2 separate regions of the Homo sapiens genome follow, and region 1 is linked to region 2. The links are chromatin loops, found by intact Hi-C in ENCODE. Cell type or tissue: OCI-LY7. All regions are shown on one strand. Links, peaks and the distances in the headings refer to the core of each region. The heading gives the core; the rest is flanking DNA.

Region 1 (10,752 bases), core at 1,443-9,442, 260 kb after region 2:
CGTGGGATGGAGGCTCTGCCTTGGGTGCGGCACCCGTGAGAATACTGGGGCCCGGCTGCCCTTCCCTGGCTCATGGGGTGGGGTTCCCTGCTAAGAGAGGCCAGCCAAGGAACACTGGAGCTGCTGCCCCACTCACCAAGGACCCAGCTCCTAACGTGCAGGTGTCACCAGAGAGAGATGCACCACTGTGCCCAGCACCATAGCTCTGGCTCAGAGAGTTTGCCTGGGAAAGCAGCTGGTGCACAGCAACTAAATGCACCCAGAAAACAGGTGTGAGTTGCTCCTGAAGGAACTGACTTCATGCGCAACAGAGCTCGGAGAAGTCCAAGCCTAAGCACACTCTCCAAAACACTGCAAGTTGTGCTGAAAGGCAACTGGGAGGTGACGGAGAGCCTGGGAGGTGTGGGCTACACTGGAGGCCGGCAAGTTTGCCAGAGACAAACGGAAAAAGAGAGAGGTAGGAAGAGCTCTCCTGGGGTCAGAACAAACCTTAAACATCTTCTAGGGAAAGGGTCCCTTCAAAGGATCCTGAATAGGATTGGACTGAGTTGTGTAGGAATGTGTGCCCCAGGGAATTACTGAAGACAGTGGAGCAATCAGCCTCAATTAGTGCAGCTCAACAGTTGAGTGGTCAGTGAAAGACAGCCAAAAAAAGCCCTGCAAAGGCCACAGTCATCCCAGAGTGACAAAGGACATACCAAGGTGTTATCCCCTAAGAGCAGTATCAGAGACTTCTTACTGGGGAAAAGTGTGTGTGTGTGGGTGCGTGTGTGTTCAGCAAAATAACACAGCCTGTGTGTGTGTGTGTTCAGCAAAATAACACAGCCTGTGTGTTTGTGTGTGTGTGCGCGTGTGTTTTTGTGTCTTCAGCAAAATAACAAGGCCAGTCACTAAAGAAGTAAACAAGCAAATAATAATAACAAGCTCCAGCATGGGGATGGGGAATCAGTACCCAGAGTTTCTACAATACATTACCTAAAATGTCCAGTTTCCAACAATTATAGGACATGAAAAAACAAAACAAAACAAAACAAAACAAAACAAAACAAAACAAAAAACAAAACAAAACAGGAAAACATGACCCGTACTCCAGAAAAAAGGCAGATGACAGAAACTGTCTGTGAGGGCCACCAGAGATCAGATTCACCAGGCAAAGCCTTCCAACCAAACAACGATGAAGGGAGTAAAGGAAGATTTGATAACAATCTCATATCAAACAGCGAATATCAATAAAGGGGAAAAGTTACAGGAAAAAAAATAGAAATTCTTTTTTTTTTTTTTTTTTTGAGATGGAGTCTCGCCCCGTCGCCCAGGCTGGAGTGCAGTGGCGCAATCTTGGCTCACTGCAAGCTCCACCCGCTGGGTTCACGCCATCTCCTGCCTCAGCCTCCCGAGTAGCTGGGAATACAGGCGCCCGCCACTACGCCTGGCTAATTTTTTTTTTTTGTATATTTAGTAGAGACAGGGTTTCACCGTGTTAGCCAGGATGGTCTCAATCTCCTGACCTTGTGATCAGCCTGCCTCGGCCTCCCAAAGTGCTGGGATTACAGGCATGAGCCACCGCACCCGGCCAGAAATTCTTAAATTGAAAAGTATAACAGCTGAAATGAAAAATTCACTAGAAGCGCACAAGAGTAGATTTAAACTGGCAAAAGAAAGCATTAGCAAACTTGAAGATGGACTGCCAGCTTACATTAGCAACACGCAAAAACATAAAAACTTAAAATAACATAATAAAAGCAGAACATTAAATTCTTCCATGCCATGAGCACAGCTAAAGTCAATGCTTGCAAGAGTAGGGAGAGGGTCAAGAGAGAAACACAGGAAAAATAGAGAAAGGTGAGACATCTTTTAAAAGCAATTTTCTTTATGGCTGTTACAGTGCTCCTTATGGAATAATATTTTAATCTTAAAGGATTGATTGAAAGGAAACCATTAGGTAACTAACAGTTTGTGGACAGGGAATACAAATCACAAAGGTTTCATGAGAATGACTAAAGTTGTAGAATGAATCAGAGAATCTAAAGACCTTGCTAATTATAGCTAATGTGATTAAGTGCCAGCTTTTTTTTGGAGACAGGGTCTGGGTTTCTCACCCAGGTCTGTTGCCCAGGCTGGAGCATGACCACTGCTCAATGCACCCCTCAACCTCCGGGGCTCAAGCAATCCTCCTGCCTCAGGTTCCTGTGTAGCTGGGACCACAGGCCTGTGCTACCATGCCCAGCTAATTTTTGATTTTTCTTTTTTTTTTTGTAGAGATGGGGGTCTCACTATATTGTCCAGGCTGGTCTTGAACTCCTGGGCTCAAGTGATCTTCCTGCCTTGACCTCCCAAAGTTCTGGGATTCCGAGTGTGAGTCAAGTGCTAGCTTTCAAAATGATCAATCAATTAACCACACAACAGCCCAGATAAGGAATGAAAACCAACAGTGGGGACCGATGGCCCAAGCTTACCATGGCGACACCCCTGGCCTCCTGGTAGGCCACCTTGACAACATCTGCGGTGCTGGTGTTGAGGAAGAAGTAACCTGAGCCTTCCCTGATGCGGAGCTCTGCCTGCAGGAGGCAGATGCAGGGAGGGTTGGGCCGCATGTGGGAGGGCGAGGAGTCCCCCCGTGGGTCTTGCCCAGGAAGGTGGCAGGGCAAGGACTGTACCTGGATGCCAGGGTGGTTGTAGATGGTCACCTCTTCTGGGCTCACCCTCACGTCCTCCACCAGGATGAGCTCTATGGAGGCCGACAGAGGCACCAGAGGGTCATGCTGAAGGACAAGGGCAAGGCCATTAGATCCAGGAGGACATGATTAGGCTGCCCCTCGGGAAGAACAGGCCCAAAAGCCCTAGGGCCTGGCCTTGCTCCTGGCCACAAGCCCCTGGTGCTCCTGAGCCCAGCAGAATGGCCACAGACCCTTTGAGGTCTCCCTTCAGCCTCCTGAGGTGGAATGAGTTGCTGGCTCCTCCACTCCAGACTGAGGAGAGGGTTGGGAGCAATCCAGCTTAGAAGACGCCACCCCAACCCACCAGGCCCCAGTGGTGGGCAACTCACACACACGCCCTGCCTTGCAGGACCTCACAGCAAAGGGTCAGCTTCAGAGCATGTGGCCGCTGGCCAGGCCAGGCATCGGGGGAGGGTCCCCTGGAAGTGTGGCCAAGGCTGGCTCAGGAGAGGACAATGACAGCCCTCATCCCCTAGGGTGGCACATGACCCACTGAGCTCTGCTTCCCACCATGTGTCACACAAAGGAGCCACCCAGATCTGAGGCCCCCAGGAATCACGTGTTTGAGCACCTCCTCAGGGCCACAGGTGTGCCAGGCACTCGGGGTGCAGCAACTGCCGGCAGGGAGAGGCGACTCCAATGCACGGATGGAAGAGCAAGAGTGAGTCAATGACAGGAAGGTGTGCATTGTGGGTGACAAGGACAAGGAAGGTGTCTGCAAGGGAGAGCAGCTCTCAGGGGAACACAGACTGCAAGGGGAGGAAGCCTGAGTGACTCAGCTATGGGGGGTGGGGGGACATCAGGGCAGGGAGGAAGTGCAAAGTCATGGGGATAACATGTCAGGGTGCTCAGGCATCAGGCAGGAGGCCGTGACGCCCCCTCACTCCCAATCAAGGGAATCCTGGTGCCAGTGAGGACTGAGCCATCAGGTATAGGCACAGGTGTGCCCCTTCAGTGACCCCCTCCCTCCAGGCCAGCCTCCCCAGTGCTGCCCCCACGGGACCCCAGCCTCTTTCAAAGTTTGCTCCCAAGAGGACAATAGAAGTGCCTCATCCTGGCATTTAGGGACCATGGGAATACAGTTACAGTCCCACCTTCTCCTTCCAGCCTGTACCTGCTGCCTCCACCTTATTCAAGACCTAAGTTTCCTTGTGGCTGTACCCCCCATGAGGTGGCTGTCATCCAGGAAGGGCTATTCTTGAGAAGCCCTTCCCATTCCCACCTCCAATGTACCTATTGGTCCCCTACTATTAATAGCAGTGCCTCTCCTGGGGCCTCCAAGAGGCTGGGGTGGGGGAGTGGTGGTCAAGCAGACAGTGACTCAGGACACTGTGATACCCGGTGGAATTTAAGCAGAAGTAGGAGGCTTGCCCCGCTACCCATAGCCCACCCACCACTGGGCCCTGGGAGATACCGGCTGCTTTGTTCTGGCAGAGCTGAGGTGGGACTCCTGGTAGCCAGTGGCAGTGGCAGTGATGGCTGTGGTTCCTGATGCCTCGTGAACCAAAATGGCCTGCAAACCTGAGACCAGGAAGAAGGAAGCCACCGTTGGATGTCTGCCCATCACCACCCCTGAAGCAGCCCCTCCCTCCTTCTGATTTGCAGTTTCGAATCTGAAAACAGACAACTGTGTGTGTTGAAACTATGTGGATTGTAAGAGTTAACAGGATCTAAGCACAGATAACTAAGCTCCCACAGGCACTGGCCCACCTTGGCAGGCTTCCTGTCTGGTCTCTGTTCTCCTGCCTGGGCCATCAGGCTTGTGCCCAGCTCACCGTGCAGCTTCTTTTGGCCACTCTCATCGTCCTGGGACACCAGCTGCATGGGCAGCTCAGGCTCGATGCTGGCCAACACTGGCCTGGTGGACTCCCACTGGATGCTCAGAGAGCTGAAGTTGTCGAACCGGCGGCCCTCCTGGTCGTAAGCAGCCAGGTCCAGCCGGGGGTTGCGGTGGCTGGACACTGGGACCTGCAGGGAACACAGGTCAGATGTTGTGGTCACCCCCAGGACTGGACCTGGACACTGACCACGCAGTGCACTCTGAGGCCAGCAGCTGCCCTGTGGGCTCTTGGGGGTGCTGGTGAGGGAATGGGATATGCCAGAAAGCAATCCTCACTATTGCCACCCACCAGGTCCCCCCATGGCCCTGTCCAAGCTGGCCTCTGGCTCCAGACCACAGCTCTCAGTGGAATGAGAACCACTAGGGGGCCTTCAGCAACACTGGAGGCATTTCTGGCTGTCCCTACGCATGAGTCAGGGGGTTGCCACTGGCATCTACTCGGGAGAGGTCCATGATGCTGCTAAACACCCTACGATACACAGGACAGCCCCCCACAGGAACTATCTGGTCCCAAACGTCAACAGTGCTGAAGCTGGGAACCACCATCCTGACCTACTACTGTGGGCAGGCTGCTCTCCTTCCCCTCTGCCCTCACCTTCCCAAATGATTGCCATCCCCCACCCAGGCACATGTCGGTGCCTCTAGGATGGCCCCACTAGTGGTTTCACAGGAATGCAGATTTCAACGCCTAAGATGTCCCAGAGCTACTGGGTTTGTACAGCTCCTTTGAAAGTGGAATACTCGCCTAATCCTTAAATGTCCCAGGAAGGTGGAAGGGGTCATCCCCACGTGAAGGAAGCACAAGCCCAGTCAGGGAAAGGAGCTCATCCAAGGAGGTTCGCAATGGGAGCGCCAGGCTGCAGGTCCAAATCCTGGATTCCCACCACTCTGGGGTGATCTCTCGCTCCCCGAGCGGACTCTCCCCTTAGAAACCAGCTGAATCAAGCCTCTTTCCTGTGGGCTATCCCTCCCTTCTCTGGCCACATAGCATGGGGGCAGTGTGGGCTGGGCCATAAAGCAGAGGCCAAGTGTCTCTGACCCCACAACTTGGACTCAGCCCCAGCTCCACCTCTCAGTGCCCAGGCAAGTTATGAACTCCCTGAGCCTCAGTTTCTCCAGCTATGACACACAAAGCACAACTGAGGGATTTAAATATGGGGACTGCAAGGTCATTTTAGAGCCTTCCTACATTCGGGTAGGAAAGTGGGCAGCCATGAGCATCATTCACAAACAGGGCTAGTTTTCCATTCGGGGAGAGGGGGATCCTGCAGGAAGAACTACCCTTCTCTCATCCTCTGGTTAGAAGTGACTGAGGCACTTGTTCTGGCCAGTGAAATGGGACTAGGGGGAAGCTTCACTGCCAGATCCCGACCTGCCACATTCCCTTTCTCTCCACAGTGGCACCTGCCATGATCAACATGGTGGCTGCTCCACAGCCCATGTCTTGGAATGAAGATCACAATGACACAAAGCAGGTCTCCCAGCCAACTAGAGAGGCTCATGCAGCATGGGCAAGAGGTGAGCTTGTGCCATGTGAAGCTACGGGATGTGGGCTTGTTTGCCATGGCAGCCTGGCCAGGCCCCGCCTGCCTGACCGATACAGTCACAAAACACCCCACCTGCACCATGAGGGCTCCTCCCAACTCCTTCTAGCTCTCTTGCCCCAAGAGAACACTTGATTCAAGCAGGCTACAAATTCTTAATCCACACCCTGCTCTGAGTAGGCCAGCACCATCAGCAGGCATGCAAAGGTCTCATCATTATTCATAATATAGAAGCCGGGAGTTTGGGCAGGGGCTGTAGGGACCTATCCTAGGTGCTCCATGGCTCCCCCAGATGCAATCCTGGCTGGAAAACCAATGCTCCTCCAGGGAAGGAAATTGACACTGGCCAAGCACATGTGCAAGCTAACTGGCCCATTTGAGGCAACAACATAAGCCCCATATTACAAACAGGGAGGCTGAGGTCCAGGGACGTTAAATGTTGAATGACTTGTCCAAGGTCACACAGGTTTAGGGGTGGAACTCAGCTGGCCTGATTGTAGAGCCCAAGGACCTCCCCTGACTCAGTGTGGCCAATCTCTGGTGTCTCAATCTGGGGACAGCCCCATTCAAGCCCCTAATCAGTCCCATGCAACTGGTGCCCACCCACAGTGAGTGAGCCACACGCTAGAGGACCTGCTCAGAGGGCCAGGGTCAGGCTGAGCCTGGCTCTACCTTGTCATTCTGATCAGTCAATTCCATTCTGGTGTCTCTCCTCACCAATAATTTAATCTGCAAACACATCTTGGGTAGCCTCTGAAGTTGGAGAGTATAAAATTACCTTGATCCTGCATCCAGGCTGCATTGCAGGAATATATCTTTCTCAAAGTTCCCTAATGACTGGCCAGGCATGGTGGCTCACGCCTGTAATCCCAGCACTTTGGGAGGCCGAGGTGGGCGGATCACGAGGTCAGGAGTTTGAGACCAGCCTGACCAATATGGTGAAACCCTGTCTCTACTAAAAATACAAAAATTAGCTGGGTGTGGTGGCGCATGCCTGTAATCCCAGCTACTCAGGAGGCTGAGGCAGGAGAATCACTTGAACCTGGGAGGTGGAGGTTGCAGTGAGCCGAGATTGCGCCACTGCACTCCAGCCTGGGCAACAGAGCGAGACTGTGTCTCAAAAAAAAGAAAAACAAAAGTTCCCTAATGAGGCTGTAAATTGCCAGAGTCACACCTGAATGGCTGGCTGGTGGCTCAGGAACCTGAGCACTGATGGATCACACAGCTACTCCGTGTTTGAGGTCCATTATTTTCTGGCGACATCTATGATGTGCAAAGCCAAATCAGAGTCAAGCCCTGCAGCCATCATATTTAAGTCCAGAGAGACAACACTGGGCTAAAGCAGAGGTCCTGGCCAACAGACAGACCAGGACCAATCCAGCCCCAAGGTGGCCCGCTCAGCTCACAGACAACGCTAAGGACAGGGAAGATGCACATAGGTATGATTTGTTTTTCTTTGAAAATGAGAAAGCTGGGCCAGCCTGGGGTTGAATTGACTGTCCCTGAGCTGAGCAGGCTGCCTGTCCAGAGAGGACCTGCTCTCCAGTTCAGCTACTCCCTGGCCAGTTCTCCAGCAGTGTGGCTTCTCCACCCACGAGTCTGCAAGAGTCAAGGGTGAAGACAGGAGTGGCGCATGCACAGTGCATTCGCTGGTTCACTCATCCTTCGCTCCTAGTTACTGAGCTCCTCCTATGAGCCAGGGTCTGCTCTAGGACTCGCAAAGAATCAATGGAGTGAGTTCCACAGCGTTAGATAGCGGTGAGCTCGCACATGCCCTCCTCAGAGCCCCACTCCGCTCCTCCTGAGCAGCCTCCTCCTCACTCTGCTGCGTGCCCTATTTCACTTCCCTTGCAGCGCTTGCCACCTCTGATCCATCTTATTTGTGCATCTCCTGGTCTCCCTGTCATCTCTGGGAGGCAGGTTCCTTGCCTGTCCTGATTAGTGTGCAATCCAAAACTCAGACCTGTATCTGACACAGAGGACATGCTCCATAAGTACATGCTCAAGGAGTGAGGAGCTGCTCACCCACCTCCTCTGAAAAGGGGCTGGGGGCTGATGCTGGCCAGAGGATGTCCCATGTCCCTTACCCTGGACACACTCAGCACCTTGGGCTCTGAATGCCCTAGGGACTAAGGCATGGATGTGTCTCAAGTCCAAGGGGAGCAGACCTGTGGCTTCCCCTACCATCCCTGCTGTTAGACAAGACTCCCAAGGGACTTTCTTCCTCTCCCAACACTTACTTTTGAAACACAACCCCACGTCACCCACATCATGGGGATGCTGTAGCTGGTCACCTCTCCTCAGCAGCCCCCACGCCTACTCTGACCCTACATACCCTGTCCATAGACAGCAAGCCCCATTTTAACACCCTCAAGGCACAGAAGACAACAAGTTGTTTTTAAACTACCGAGTGCCAAACAAAGGCAGGCAGCAAATGTGGAAGAGGACTCTATCTTCACCTGGCACTGCCACTAGTAGCTGTGACTTTGGTATGTCTCTCACCTCTCCAAGCTGTGTGTCCCCTGCATATAAAACACAAATGAAACCAGCGTCCTCACAGGGCCAGTTGTTGAGACGAAGGAAGTGCAGCGTGGAGCTATGTCCGTTGCAATGCTCGGGACCATGGGCGAGGCCACCAATGTCCTCCTGCCCAAGCGGGTGGCACCCTCACCTCCTCCCGAGCATAGCCCACACTCACCACCTGCTTGTTCTGCTGCAGCAGCGGACAGGACATGTCCAGCTGGGGGCTGGTGTAGACAGGCGCGAGGGTGAGCCTGGACGGTGGGGCGCAGACGAACTTCACCACGGCAGGCTCCACCGCAGGAAAGGGGTTGGTGAGGCTGGGCTTGTTCCCCACCGACAGGGCGATGACCTGGTAGGGCACAGTGAACAGTCAGACCCCCAAGCTTGAGTTCTCACTCCTCTCTGAGCTATGCCACACCCCACCCCAGCTCCCTCTGACTCAGTTTTCTCCTCTATAGGATGGGAGTGATGACGATACCCATGCCACAGGGTCTTAACAAAGGCCCAGTGGCACACAGGTGGGAATGCACTTTCTCAACACCTAAGAGACTCTCAGATGGGAGCCCATGTGCCCTATGGGCTGCTCCTATCCCAGGGAAGAGGTAGACCCGGTGAGGCTTCATGGTTTCCCAGGACCCTGGGAAAACCCCACGGTTGCATTAGAAAATTCACAAGTTCAAGGATGCTTCAATGAGGAGTCCATATGGAGGTGAAAACACCCATGGAACGAGGAACAGACGTGGGAAGTGCATGCTGCAGAATGATGACAGGGCAAGCGAATCAGATAGGAGCTCTGCAGGACAACGCCCAGGAGGAGCTGCAGCCTGGAGGCAGGGCCTGCCCTCCGCCTGCTCATGCTCTGCAGCTCCAGGGGCTGCTGCAGAGAGGGAAATCCATGGTGCAAGAAAAGAGGGAAACCTGTCTGCCTGGAGAGCTGGGACCTCAGAAGTCATATCTGGCCTCCTCTTTTTTGGAGCACCATGGCTCAGGGCCCATCTTGAGGTAGCACCCTCAGCCTCCTCAGATAACATGCACTTGATGGAGGACACGAGCCCCTACCCCTCCTGACCATAAGGCAGGACCAAGGGCAGTGTCCTCCGTGACTCCACACAGGCTTTCTGTCTGCACCTGGTGCCGCATGTGAGGGAGCCACAGAGCAATGGATTGGGAGGGCCCTAGAGGTAACCCCAATTGGAGGTCACATTCTTACAGCCCTGAGAGGGGACAGGGATGGTGGGGTCATGCCAGGGATAAGAAATATATCCAACTTAATTCATGAGGAATTTTATTCTTCTTATTGTATTATTTATTATGATGCTGTTATTGTTCTTGTTGTTTTATTGTTTTTCTAAAACCACCCCACTGGTGAGTGGAACCTATCACCAGGCATCTTTTCTGGCCATACCAGGGCAGCTGTGGCATGGCTGATACCATAAGGGCACCGTGGGAGGCATGCATGTGCGTTTTATTGCCAACTGACATTCTTTGCCCTGCACACATGCAGGAAATACCCTTCACGTCCCAAAGAAATGGGCTCTCTCCCATCTTCCTGATTCCCGCCGAATACCCCTTTTGCTTTGGGCTTCCTGCCTTGGAAACAGAGCAGTAGATGCCCACCAGAAGCCCCACAAGCTCTCAGCTCACCCTCCCCGGGGAAGGAGTGTCAGGCCCCAAGGCGCCTGAACAGCAAGAAGCCCTCCAGCCAGCATGTGGGGATTCAGGTCACACATGTGTTTTGTCTGGTCCCCTCAGCCTCCTCAGCTTTTGGTTTTCAGCATTAAAAAACTTAAGAGATTACCTATACAAAAAAAAATATTGTGATTTCCAGGTTATCCTCAAGAACCAACAAGATGTGTCAAACCTGGGTCTACAGCCTCATTCATTTACGACCCTGGAGACATTGGACTTGTGACCCCCGAACTCAAAGCCTCCAGCTCTGGTTTGGTTAGTGGGGGATGCTGAAGCCCATGGAGGTGGCAAGCCACCCAACTGGCCTACTCTATGAAAGCTGGCATAGCGGGAGGTCCCTATTGCCACACCTGCCTGGCGTTCATTGAGTCACATTCCACCTCACCACGCCTCAGTTTGCCTGTCTGTAAAATGGGTACAATAGGAGTGGCTGTCTCTCAGC
Region 2 (10,752 bases), core at 1,872-9,871:
AGAGCCTGCAGGAGACGGGGTGTCCAGCTGCAGCCAGGTGGGTCCTTGCTGGAGTGAGCACCCACGGTTGACAACAGCTCCCCCTTCATAGCCTCTTTCCAGTTTTACAGGCTAGTGGTTGTGACAGAATAGCCGTTACCAAAGTGAACCCCTTGAAGCCTTCAGGCCCACGTGCTGTTACCCCATTTCACAGACGGACAGGAGGCCCGAGGCCACGTCTTGGACTTCCGTCTGAGACTCGTCGCTGGCCTGAGGGGCATGTGGTTATCGGCCAATGCGAGGCTCTCGAGGCTGCCCAGGCCCTTCCTGCGGGGAACACAGACATAGTGTCTTCACCTCTCTCTTCAGACAGTCCTCACCTGCAGGTGGCTGTCACCCGCTATCCTTACCCAGGGAGGGAATTTGGAAGGTGGCTCCACGCGGCCCCTCTGCTTGCACACTTCTCCTCTACCCCCAGTCTGGCTGGTAACTTGGGCCGCCGCAGGGCTGGCGCTGGAGGACTGAGGTTGCTGGTCACCCAGACTAGAGAGACTGTTTTGGGGCAGAGTGAGGTAGGCAGCTGAGGACACAGCAGGCATGGATGCTGCCCTCAGACCTCAGCTCAGATTCTGATCACCGCTTGCCTGCTGTATGACCCTGGGCAAGGGGCTGCTGACTCTGAGTCTTAGTTCCTATATGGAAAATGGGAAAGGCAGATTCCTTACCCAGAATGGACAGACTGAGGAGGGTGACAGGAGATGATGCCGGTTTGTGCCCACCGTGGCGGGGATGACACAGCACATGCTCAGTGAGGGCTGCTTGTCACCATCATCATGACAGCACTGTTGGCCTTGGAAAGCCTACCTCAGTCTCCATGCTGGTTCAGCGCTGGGAGATGGGTGTGGAAGAAACTGGCACACAGAGCCACCTGCAGGGCTGGGAACCAGCGGGCGTCTTTTTCCTGGGAGGGTCAGGGCCTTTCTTCACCCTGGTTGGAGCCACTGCCTATTTCTGTATTGCGGTGTATCGTGGTAAATGCAAATCAGACCCATCCCGCCAGCTTCCCACTGCACTCAGAACCGAAAGCCTGGTTCTGCCCCACAGTTCTGCCACCCCGCACCTGCCTGCTCCCTTCCATGAGAGCCTCGTTCCTGCCTCAGGGCCTTTGCATCTGCTGTTCCCTCCCTCAGCTCTCTGCACAGCTCTCTCTTCAGGTCTCAGCTTAGCAATCACCTGCAAGGGAGGCCTTCCTGAGCACCCTTGAAGAAGTAGCCCCCAGGCACTGTCTCCTCACCCAGTTTACTTCCTCTAGGCCATTTACAGGCATCCTGTTTAATTGTTCTTTCTCAACATCTGTCTTCTCTCAAGAAAATATCCTGTCCACAAGGCAGGGTCACCCCCTGTCTTGGTTATCGTGGCATCCCCCAGTGCACTGAATGGGGCCTGGCACACAGCAGGTGCTAATAAATGTTTGCCAACCAAACGAATGAATGACCTCAAGCCACACTCCCTCATTCACCCCCAGCTGGTTCAGGGGATCGTGGGTGCCACACTGTAGCTCTACTTATTTCACATGCCACACCCTTTGAAGGTTTGGTGAAAATCCCACCCCAGACAACATTCTTCCTACAGTCTAAATCTACACTGGGTAATTACTTTCAAATCCACACTAATAATAGGTCTTGTGATTACAGTTTATTTGCTGCGACTTTAGTTAATGGGCTGGATGGAATATTTGCATCTAGAAAGTTCCCCTGATGTTTTAAAGAGCTCCCAAATTCATCCACCAAAAGGAAGAGAAATAGCAAGAAAGAATAACTCAGAGAACTGCATTGTTGCCTCTTGGTGCAGGAGAGGCTCTCGGTGCAGAAAGAGCCCCAGAGTGTGTGCAGGAGGTCTGCAGACAAGCCCCTTCGCTTCTCTCAGCCTCAGTCTCCTCATCTGCAAAATGGGTTGGTAAACCTGGCTGGCAGGGGAGGAGACCGTGAATCAATCCCAAACCTTGACAGCCGTGATGACTTTGCAATTTGCTAAGAGCCTCTGCACCACTATCCCAGTCATGTTTTTCTTTTAACTATTTTTAGTTAAATGCATTTGAAAGGGAGTTTTTCTTTCACTACCACAAACGGAAAACCAGGATCACTTGCTGTCTTCGTCTATTTTGTGCTGCTGTAACAGAATATCTGAGACTGGGTAGTTATAAATGTATTACTCACAGAGACTTATTGCTCAGTTCTGGAGGCTGGGAAGTCTAAGGTCAAGGGGCTTGCACCTGGCAAGGGCCACCCTGCTGCATCCTCCCGTGGCAGAAGGTGGAAGGGCCAAAGAGCACTACGGAGGGATGGGGGCCGAACTTATCCTGTTTATCAGGGCCCGCTCCCAGGACAACTACCCCACTTCTGAGTTAACATGAACCCCTCCTGGCCCAACCCCTTCTTCAAGGCCCCAACCCTCACCGCTGCTGCCCTGGGGACTAACTTCCCAATGCATGAACTTTGGGGGACAAATTGAAACCACAGCACTAGAGCACAGTCCCCCCACCCTGTCTAACACAGCCCCTCCCTGTTTCTCTTCTCTGGTGCCTGGTGTTCTGTGACCCACTGATCACTTTGTGTGTTTACCATCTGTTTCTCACACTGGATTAGTTTCATGTCTGTCCCGTAACTGCTGAGTCCCCAGGGCTTAAAGCAGGGCAGCGTGCTAACGCAGTGGGTGGCGAAGGAACAGATGAAAGTGGAGGGGGAAGAGGAACTGCTGGCCATTCGTGCATGTGCTCACCCAGCACCTGCATGCTGACGACGCCCTCGCTTGACCTCTGCTCACTGCAGGGCTGAGGTCCAGATACCTCCACCACATCTATGAGAGCACAAGCTTAGTATGCCGAGGCCCACCAGCTTCCCGAAGCCTGCTCCTCCCCACTCCTGCTCTCTCCAGGCCCCCACCCACTCACTCTCACTCCTCCCAGCCTCCACACCCCTCCCTGGTTCCTGTCGCCCTCCCCGCTCCTCTGAATGGCCTTAGTACCCTCCCTACCCTCCTTGATTCAGCTCTCAGCCAGACCAATCCTTTGGCTGAACCTACATGAGACCATGGCCCTCTTCTGCTCAGTACCCTCCCGGGGACCCCACCCCACTCAGAATAAAAACCCCAATCCTTGCCATGATCCACAGGCCCTGCTTTACCCCCTGGGCCTTATTTATCCTCCTCCTAACTCTGCCTCGGGCACACTGGCCTGTTGCAGTTTCTCCAGCTCCAGCTCCAGGCTCTCCTGCCCCAGGGCCTTTGCATGTGTCATGCTTTTTGCCCAGGGGGATATTCAAAATATTTAACACAGGCACTGGCCCCCACCACTCCAAAACACCTCCTGCTAGGCTAAGTATTAACTCCTTTATTGCAGATCCTAGGGACATCTGAAGAGGGCCAGGAGAAGGGCTGGACAGAGACAGCAGCAGTGGGAGCCCCTCTGGGGGTCCAGACAGTGGGCTTTAACCCAGGGGCATGAAAAGATTTCAGTATTGTAACGACAGGTGTGTAACCGCTGGACATATGCCCTGACTTGGCCTGGCCCACTCCTCTCCTATTGGCCAGGAGGCCCCCTTGGGCCCCTCCCCAAAATACACTGCCACACCCCATCCTGGCCTTTTACTTTAGCACTTGTCACTATAAAACCACACAGCCCTAAAATATAAACAACCCAAGTGTGCATCAACAGATGATGGATAAACAATGCGATCTGTCCATACTATGAAACATTATTTAGCCATAAAAAGAAATAAAATTTGGGGAGCACTAGCCCATGCCTGTAATATCAACACTTTGGGAGGCTGAGGCTGGAGAATTACTTGAGCCCAGGAGTTTGATACCATACTGGGCAACACAGTGAGACTCAGTCTCTACAGAAAAAATTTTTTTTTAATTAGCCAGGTGTGGTGGTGCACACCTGTAGTCCCAGCTACTTAGGAGGCTGAGGTGGGAGGATCCCTTGAGCCCAGGAGGTCAAGGCTTCAGTGAGCTGTGTTTGTGCCACTGCACTCCAGCCTGGGTGACAGAATGAGACCCTGTCTCAAAAAAATTGTTTTTAAAGAAATGAAGTACCGATATATGTGGCAACATGGATAAACCTTGGAAACATGATGCTAAGTTAAAGAAGCCAGACACAAAAGGACACATCTTCTATGATTCGAATGGTGTGAAATGTCCAGAACAGGCAAATCCATAGAGGTAGAAAGCAGATGAGTGGCTGCCAGGGAATGGGAGGAGGCCTAGGGAGTATGTGGACGGCTGCGAATGGGTATGGAGTTTCTGCCTGGAGTGATGAAAATGTTTTAAAACCTATTGTGGGGATGGTTGTGCAACTCAGTGAATTTACTAGAAAGCATTGAATTGTACACTTTTAAAAACACTGTATATTTTAGGCCGGGCACGGTGGCTCACGCCTGTAATCCCAGCACTTTGGGAGGCCAAGGCGGGTGGATCACGAGGTCAGGAGATCCAGACCATCCTGGCTAACACGGTGAAACCCCGTCTCCACTAAAAAATACAAAAAATATTAGCGGGGTGTGGTGGCGTGCACCTGTAGTCCCAGCTACTCGGGAGGCTGAGGCAGGAGAATGGCGTGAACCTGGGAGGCGGAGCTTGCAGTGAGCCAAGATCGCGCCACTGCGCTCCAGCCTGGGTGACGGAGCAAGACTCTGTCTCAAAAAAAATAAAACAACAAAAACAAACTACTGTATATTTTAAATTTCTATATTCTATATTTTGGTTTGTTTCCCTACTGTTAGCACGCTAGCTTCATGAAGGTAAGGATTTTTGTCTGTTTTATTCACTATACTCTAGTGCCTGGAATACCACCGGTATTTAATAAAATGTGAAATGAGTGACTGAATGAGTGAGTGGATGTATGAATGAATGATTGCAATCTGAGCTCAAGGTGCTGCTCCCCAGTGAGTCCCAGCACTCAGGCACACCCCCATCCCGTGTTGCACCTCTCTGTGTCCATGTGTGCCACCCACTGGCTGCAAGTCCCCCACAGGACATGCTCATGGAGTCTGTGGGGTGATTGGTGACAGGCCTGGTGCAGGGGCAGGTCCTGGTAGAGGTAGGCCCCACGCTGGGCTGAGAGACTCTACAGCCCACCACATCCCGAGAGCCCCTTCTCCCTCCCCACAGCCTGGTGTTGATTTAAAGGGACTTTGCTGGGCTTCTGCCATGTGCCAGGTGCTCTGCTGGGCCTGAGGAGGCACACTAAGGGGACCTGGCACCCTGTGACTCGTATGAGCTCCGTAGAGATTTTAGACTTCGATCCTTGAGCTCAGAAGGACCTCAGCCGGGGACACTCAGGCACAGACAGGCTGAGAATGGAACCCGGGTATCCACAGTTCCCTTGACCAAAAGCCCTGTGCGGAATTTGAACCCCAGCCGCGGGGACAGCACTGGAAGACTGCACGGAGCTGCCTGACCAGCCAGGAGGAAGATTAATTTGGATTTGGCTGGCCTGGCCTCCTCCTCACCGCCCACACTCCTCTGCCCTGATGACCCATTCTGTGCTCGGTTTCTACGGCCTTCTCCCAGAGAGGTTTGTAAAGACTTCTCGTCACTCCGGTCTTGACTCAGTGGACACTCTCTCAGGGAGGGCTCCTGCCCACCTCTGTCCTGCACTCCCTACGCCATCGCTCACTCAGGTGCATGCCTTGACCCCGTCACCACTCTCCGAGGGCAGCAGCATCGGTCTCTCTGCCAGGCTGCTGGTTGCTGTCCTCCTTCCTCATTGGCATACAGACTCCAGGAGGCCAGGGGAGTCTGTTTTATTCACTGAAGCAGGCTCAAGCCATAGACCGTGCCTGGCACATAGCAGATGCTCAAAAAATATTTGCCGAATGAATGAGGGAGTTTGTTTACAGGACAGATGCTGGAATGAGACCCAGGACAGTGTTGCTGGGCCTTTGACTTGGGCTTGGGCCTACTGAAACCCATGCATCTTTTCTCCCATCTCTTCCCCTGGCCTCCTGGCCTCCCTGCCCTCCCTGAGCACAGCCCTCCTTTGTGACTACTGCAGGAGCAGGGGCTGGGGTGTGAAAGGACCCAGAAGCCCAGGTGGGACGGGCCCACAATGCTCCCAGGAAGCCCGACTTGGCTGTGCCTCAGCCTTGCCCCCGCTGACCTGTCTGTTCACCCCAGCTGTTCCTATGACCAGGCCCTTGTCAGCCCTCCCTCTGTATTCAGGGAAACTGAGAGGTGCCTGAAGCTCCAACATAAAAAACAAAGACACAGGCAGGCAGAGGACACGTGTGGCACATTTGGGGAGTCTTCAGGGGTTTTCCTAGGAAAGCCACATCCTCTGTGGAAGCCTAGACTGTTCAGGCTTCCTCCCAGGTCTCCTCTTTGGTCTGGGAGGGCAGCTTGGGTGGGGTCGGGGTGGGCAGGACCTGGAGGCGCTGGAGCAGGGCAGTCATGGGGGAGGTGGTCAGTGTCCCCAGGCCCCCCAGGCAGTTCTAAGGGCCTGTGCATGGTCGAGGCCAGGAGGAAGCTAAGCACAGCTCTTTCTGGGGTCAAGCTACCCTGCACTGCGCGGGGTCAATTGCCCTGCACTGTGCAGGGTCAGAACTGACTGCATCAAAAGGGGCTAGTGAGATGCCTGTGCCTAGGGCTAAGCAAGCCAGCAGGGACATACCAGGCAGGAGAAGAAGACCTTGTGAGCTTCTGCCAGCTCTGAGGACACCGTATCACGGGGGTGTTTCCATAAAGTGCTCAGGGAAGTAAGTTCTGGGGTTAGTACAGCTCAAAGGCGCTAGGTGTAATGCTCAGAAGTTCCAGCAGAGGGCAGCGCGCGGCTGCTGCAAAGTCCTGCAAAGAGATACCTGCAAAACACGCCCCGGCTGACCACGGACGTCCCAGAACGCTGTTGACCTGGCTCCTTCCCAGGCCTGCCCAGGCCTCATTCCCTGGCCACATGTCCTCTCCCCATCTGGGTTAGGCTAAAATAATCCCAGGAACTGAGATGCTGCCAAGAAGACACAACACAGAGACAGGACCCTAAGGACCAGGAGCAGCGCGTGCCTGGGTGCTGGGGGCCTCTCTGAGACGGCGACATTTAAGCCAAGAGCTAAATAATGGGAGAAGTCAATTTTAGCCCCTAACCCGAATTATTTCTGTTCCCTCACCAGAACAATCTCAATGGTGTCTCCTCTATCAACCCCTCTGATGGTGGCCTCTTCGCGTAAAACAGTCCACCAACATTCAGGCCCTGCGCTCTCTGGCCCCACCCACCTTGCAGGGTTCCTGTCCCAGTGCCAGCCCCTCCTCACTCTGCTCCAGGCACGCTGGCCAACTTTCCATCTCCAAGGCCGAACTTCTTCGAGTCCCGGGGCCTTTGCCCTTGCTGTTCCCTCTGCCGCGAGCACTCTTCCCCCTCCCGTAGCCGGCTCCTCCCATTATTTAGCTCTTGGCTCAGAGAGGCCCCCAGCACCCAGGCACAAGCTGCTCCTAGTCCTCAGGGTCCTATCTCTGTGTTGTGTCTTCTTGGCAACATCTCAGTACTTGGGATTATTTTAGCCTAACCCAGGTAACAAGTGACTAAATCACATCTCGGTGGCTCCACACAGGTCCTGCCCCTGCCCAGGGCACAGTCTGTGGTTTCACCAACTCCAGCTGGGGAGGCGAGAGGATACAGAGAGGCATTAAGAGCAAATAAACAAACTCACTTATAAAGGAGACATCGTCCCTCAGCCAGAGCCTCAGCCCCATACCTGACAAGACTAATCGGGCTCAAGGACGGAAGGAGACCTGGGGCCTCCATCCCAGCCCTGCCTGCTGCAGGGATGCATGCTCCTCCAGCATCCCAGGCGGTGCCATCTGAGCCCCAGCACCTTCAGTGATGCAGAGTTTATGTCCTCACCGGGCCCCAGGGGAGACCATTAGGAAGCTTCCTCCACAGGAGGAGCTGGGCTCCACCTCCTGCCATGCGCAGACGAGGGGCTTCATCCAAGTAACTGGTCCCTGTGGCTCAGGGCAGGAACTGGGGAGGCAGGGCTGCCTCCTCCCCAAGCTCAGGGGATGCCACGAGGGAGGAGGTTATTCAGTGTGATTCCTACGTGTGTCCCCTTCATCCAGCACATGGGGTGTGTGGCAAACCCTGGACAAGGGGACACAAGACGCATGCAGCTACAGCCTGGCGGCAGGATCAGGCCCGAGCACTGATGACGACTGAGGCATACACAGTTGGATCCACTGTCTGGCATCCAGCCCCTCTTATCCCTGAACCTCCTCCCCACTGTTGGTCCACGTGACTCCGCTAGGTCTCCCCCTGTCCGTTCTCAGCACCCTCTAGGTCCAGGGATGTGCACGTGATCCAGCCTGGCCAATCAGAGCATAAATCCCTCTGTTCTTCATAGTGATTGGCTTAGAGATGGGCTTGTAACCTGAGTCAGGCCAATGAGAGTCAGCCCTGGCGCTTTTGCAGATCTGAAAAAGAGACCTCTTCCGGCTGGGGCCACTGAACTAACTGGCTGTGAGCCTGGGGTTCCTGGTGCCTATCGTGTTATACTGTAAGAGCAAACCTTCCCAAGAATGAAGAAACAGGGCTGAGGGATGAAGAGAGAGAGAGAACCGTGACATCCGATCAGGGTCCTCACTGATACACCGATGGTAGCAGGTGGCACCTCGTATCACAGTGGAGAAGCCGGTGCTGTGGGAGTTCTAGGATGGAAGGCACTTGTGGCAGGGAGATCATGGAAGAGGCAGGGACTGCATCAGGCCTTGAAGGATGAGAAAGTTAACACAGGAAGATGAGTGATCAGGCATTCCAGATGGAAGGCGAAGGCAAGGCTTGCAGGGGCTGACCTTGAAAAGAAGGATTTCACTTCCACCCCTCTCCCGGAGCCACCTGGAAGTCCCATCCCTGCTCTAGACTCCCTCCCCCAATCATATACAAAACACAAACCACAGAGGCTGGCGAGATGCAGAGTGATGTCTGAGCCCCTTTAATTTTGTTCCTTTTTGTCAGGAAGATCTGTGTCCACTCAACCTCTCTCTCCTCCTGACACCCCCCACCTGGTGCCAGACCCTGCACTAAGTACTGTTCGTGGATCAGCCTGTGAGACTGCTTCCACCATTCCCCTCATAATACAGTTGTGGAAACTGAGGACAGATAAATCAGGAGTATGGCCTGTTCCTGGCCATACTACTGGACAGAGGGCTGCAGGGCTCAAACTCAGGCTGACAGGCTCCAGCAGCCACGAGCTCCGGGATCTTCTCCCACTGAGCACGGTGTGACCTGCCGAGAGCACCTGACCCTTCTGGGCCTCCACTGGGAATTCAGGGAAGATCAATAGTTGAGTTCAATTGTTACCTCCCCAGGCAAGGGATACATTTCGATGGACCATGGACACAGACTGAACCAGCTGCAGGCCACACGCTGAGAGAGGAGCCCAGCAAGTGCTCCTAAGCTTGTGGCTGTGGCTGCGGTTTTGTTCGGTGGTGATCATGACCATTTGTTGGAGCCACACCTGGGCAAACGCTATTGCACCGAGAGCCCCCCTCCTCTCCACCTTGCTTCTGGTTTACTGCAGTTTAATAACAATGCTCCACAAGTCAACCAGCCCAAGAATCTACCTCCATCTCTGCCTGTGGGTGGACCCCAGGCTGCGATGTGTAGTCTGGTCCACAGTATACACTGTCTTTCCCAGAGGTGAGCCTGGCATGGTCCCCGTCGTTCCTGAAGGCCCCAGGGAGTTGGAAAGGTGTGGTCAATCCCCGACCCCCACCTCCCAGGGCATCTCTGAGGAACCTGTGAAAAATGCACATTCTCGGGTCTACCCAGACCTCCCAAGCAGAAACCCTGAGGTGGGGCCCAGCCATCTGGGATTTAACCAGCCTTGGCGATGCTGGTGTGCGCTCCTTTAGGGAAGTGCTGGCTTCGTGGAAACAGCAGCACCGGGGGCTGATGGACAGAGCTAAGAACATTTGAGACATGTGTTTCCTACTTAATGCATACCCAGCGCCTCCTCAGAGGCCGAGTTGCTTCCTGCTCAGTGATAATCATTGCCACTCCCCCCTCCTTTCCCAGCCATCTGGGGCCTTTTCCGCCACTCCATGACACTGGGTGGCTCGGTGGGGACGCTGAGGACGCAATCACCAGCCTTTTAGGAACTGGCGCTTGTAAAAGAGGTGGGGACGTCCTTCCTCAGAGGATGCTGAGCACGCCTGTCGGGACGGGCAATTTGCAGAGGGCTCCAGATGCAGCAGGACAATGGAGGCTGATTGGCAGGGAGCGGGCGGGGCAGCTTTTATTCCACAGCCCCACGCAAAAGCGCTGAGCCAGCTGCAGAGGAGAGAGGCCTGGGAAGGATGAGGCTGAGGGAGGGGCGGCGAGATTCACGTGAGACCTCATGCATTCACTGATTTATTCACACATGCCTGCATTCCCTCATTTGGAAGGCATCATGATGGGGTGGGAAGAACCCTCTGAGTCGTCCAAGCTCCATGGCTTCAATCCTGGCTCCTGCACATCCTTGGTTCCTCCTGCCTCAGTATCCGCATCTGTGATCTGGGCTGCTATGAGGCAGAGAAAGGACCCCATGGGTGAAAATGCCCAGCACCCTCCCTGGCTCTTCATAGGTCCCAAGTGTAGACTCAGCTTTCCTATCCCCTCTTTTTCTTCTCATTCATTCAGACACGTATTGAGCACCTAGTGTGTACCAAGATCTGACCTGGGCAGTGGGAGGCACAGGTAAGACCTCCAGGCTACGCCCTAGCTCTTGGGGAGCTCACAGTCTT

What was found. A loop is a pair of places that touch in the nucleus more often than their neighbours do. Peaks named below come from ENCODE experiments on the same cell type or tissue, not always from the same donor. Only the 100,000 strongest peaks of a DNase experiment are listed, where the experiment ranks them.
Region 1: a loop joins it to region 2, with 9 times the contacts of the local background. A loop is called at or near these places in 6 of 110 quality-filtered maps.

The regions. Positions count from the first base shown.
Region 1 is chr3:13,349,426-13,360,177 of GRCh38, forward strand. It overlaps NUP210 (nucleoporin 210), which reads right to left. Exons shown (of 40, transcript NM_024923.4): 16 at 8,797-8,970; 17 at 4,490-4,682; 18 at 4,129-4,235; 19 at 2,655-2,759; 20 at 2,454-2,555. Among named protein-coding and RNA genes, the nearest start is that of NUP210, 66 kb to the right of the region's middle. RefSeq lists an enhancer at 1-844. In OCI-LY7, for the core only: CTCF peaks have their summits at 4,888 (motif pointing right) and 5,088; no DNase peak of the experiment used is centred there.
Region 2 is chr3:13,085,541-13,096,292 of GRCh38, forward strand. It overlaps a transcript of IQSEC1 not described here. Among named protein-coding and RNA genes, the nearest start is that of IQSEC1, 17 kb to the left of the region's middle. RefSeq lists enhancers at 1,883-1,942, 1,993-2,082, 2,103-2,162, 2,803-3,302. In OCI-LY7, for the core only: CTCF peaks have their summits at 6,794 (motif pointing right) and 7,008; DNase peaks (open chromatin) are centred at 2,281, 2,671, 6,781, 8,391 and 1 weaker place; H3K4me3 peaks cover 533 bases; H3K27ac peaks cover 1,730 bases.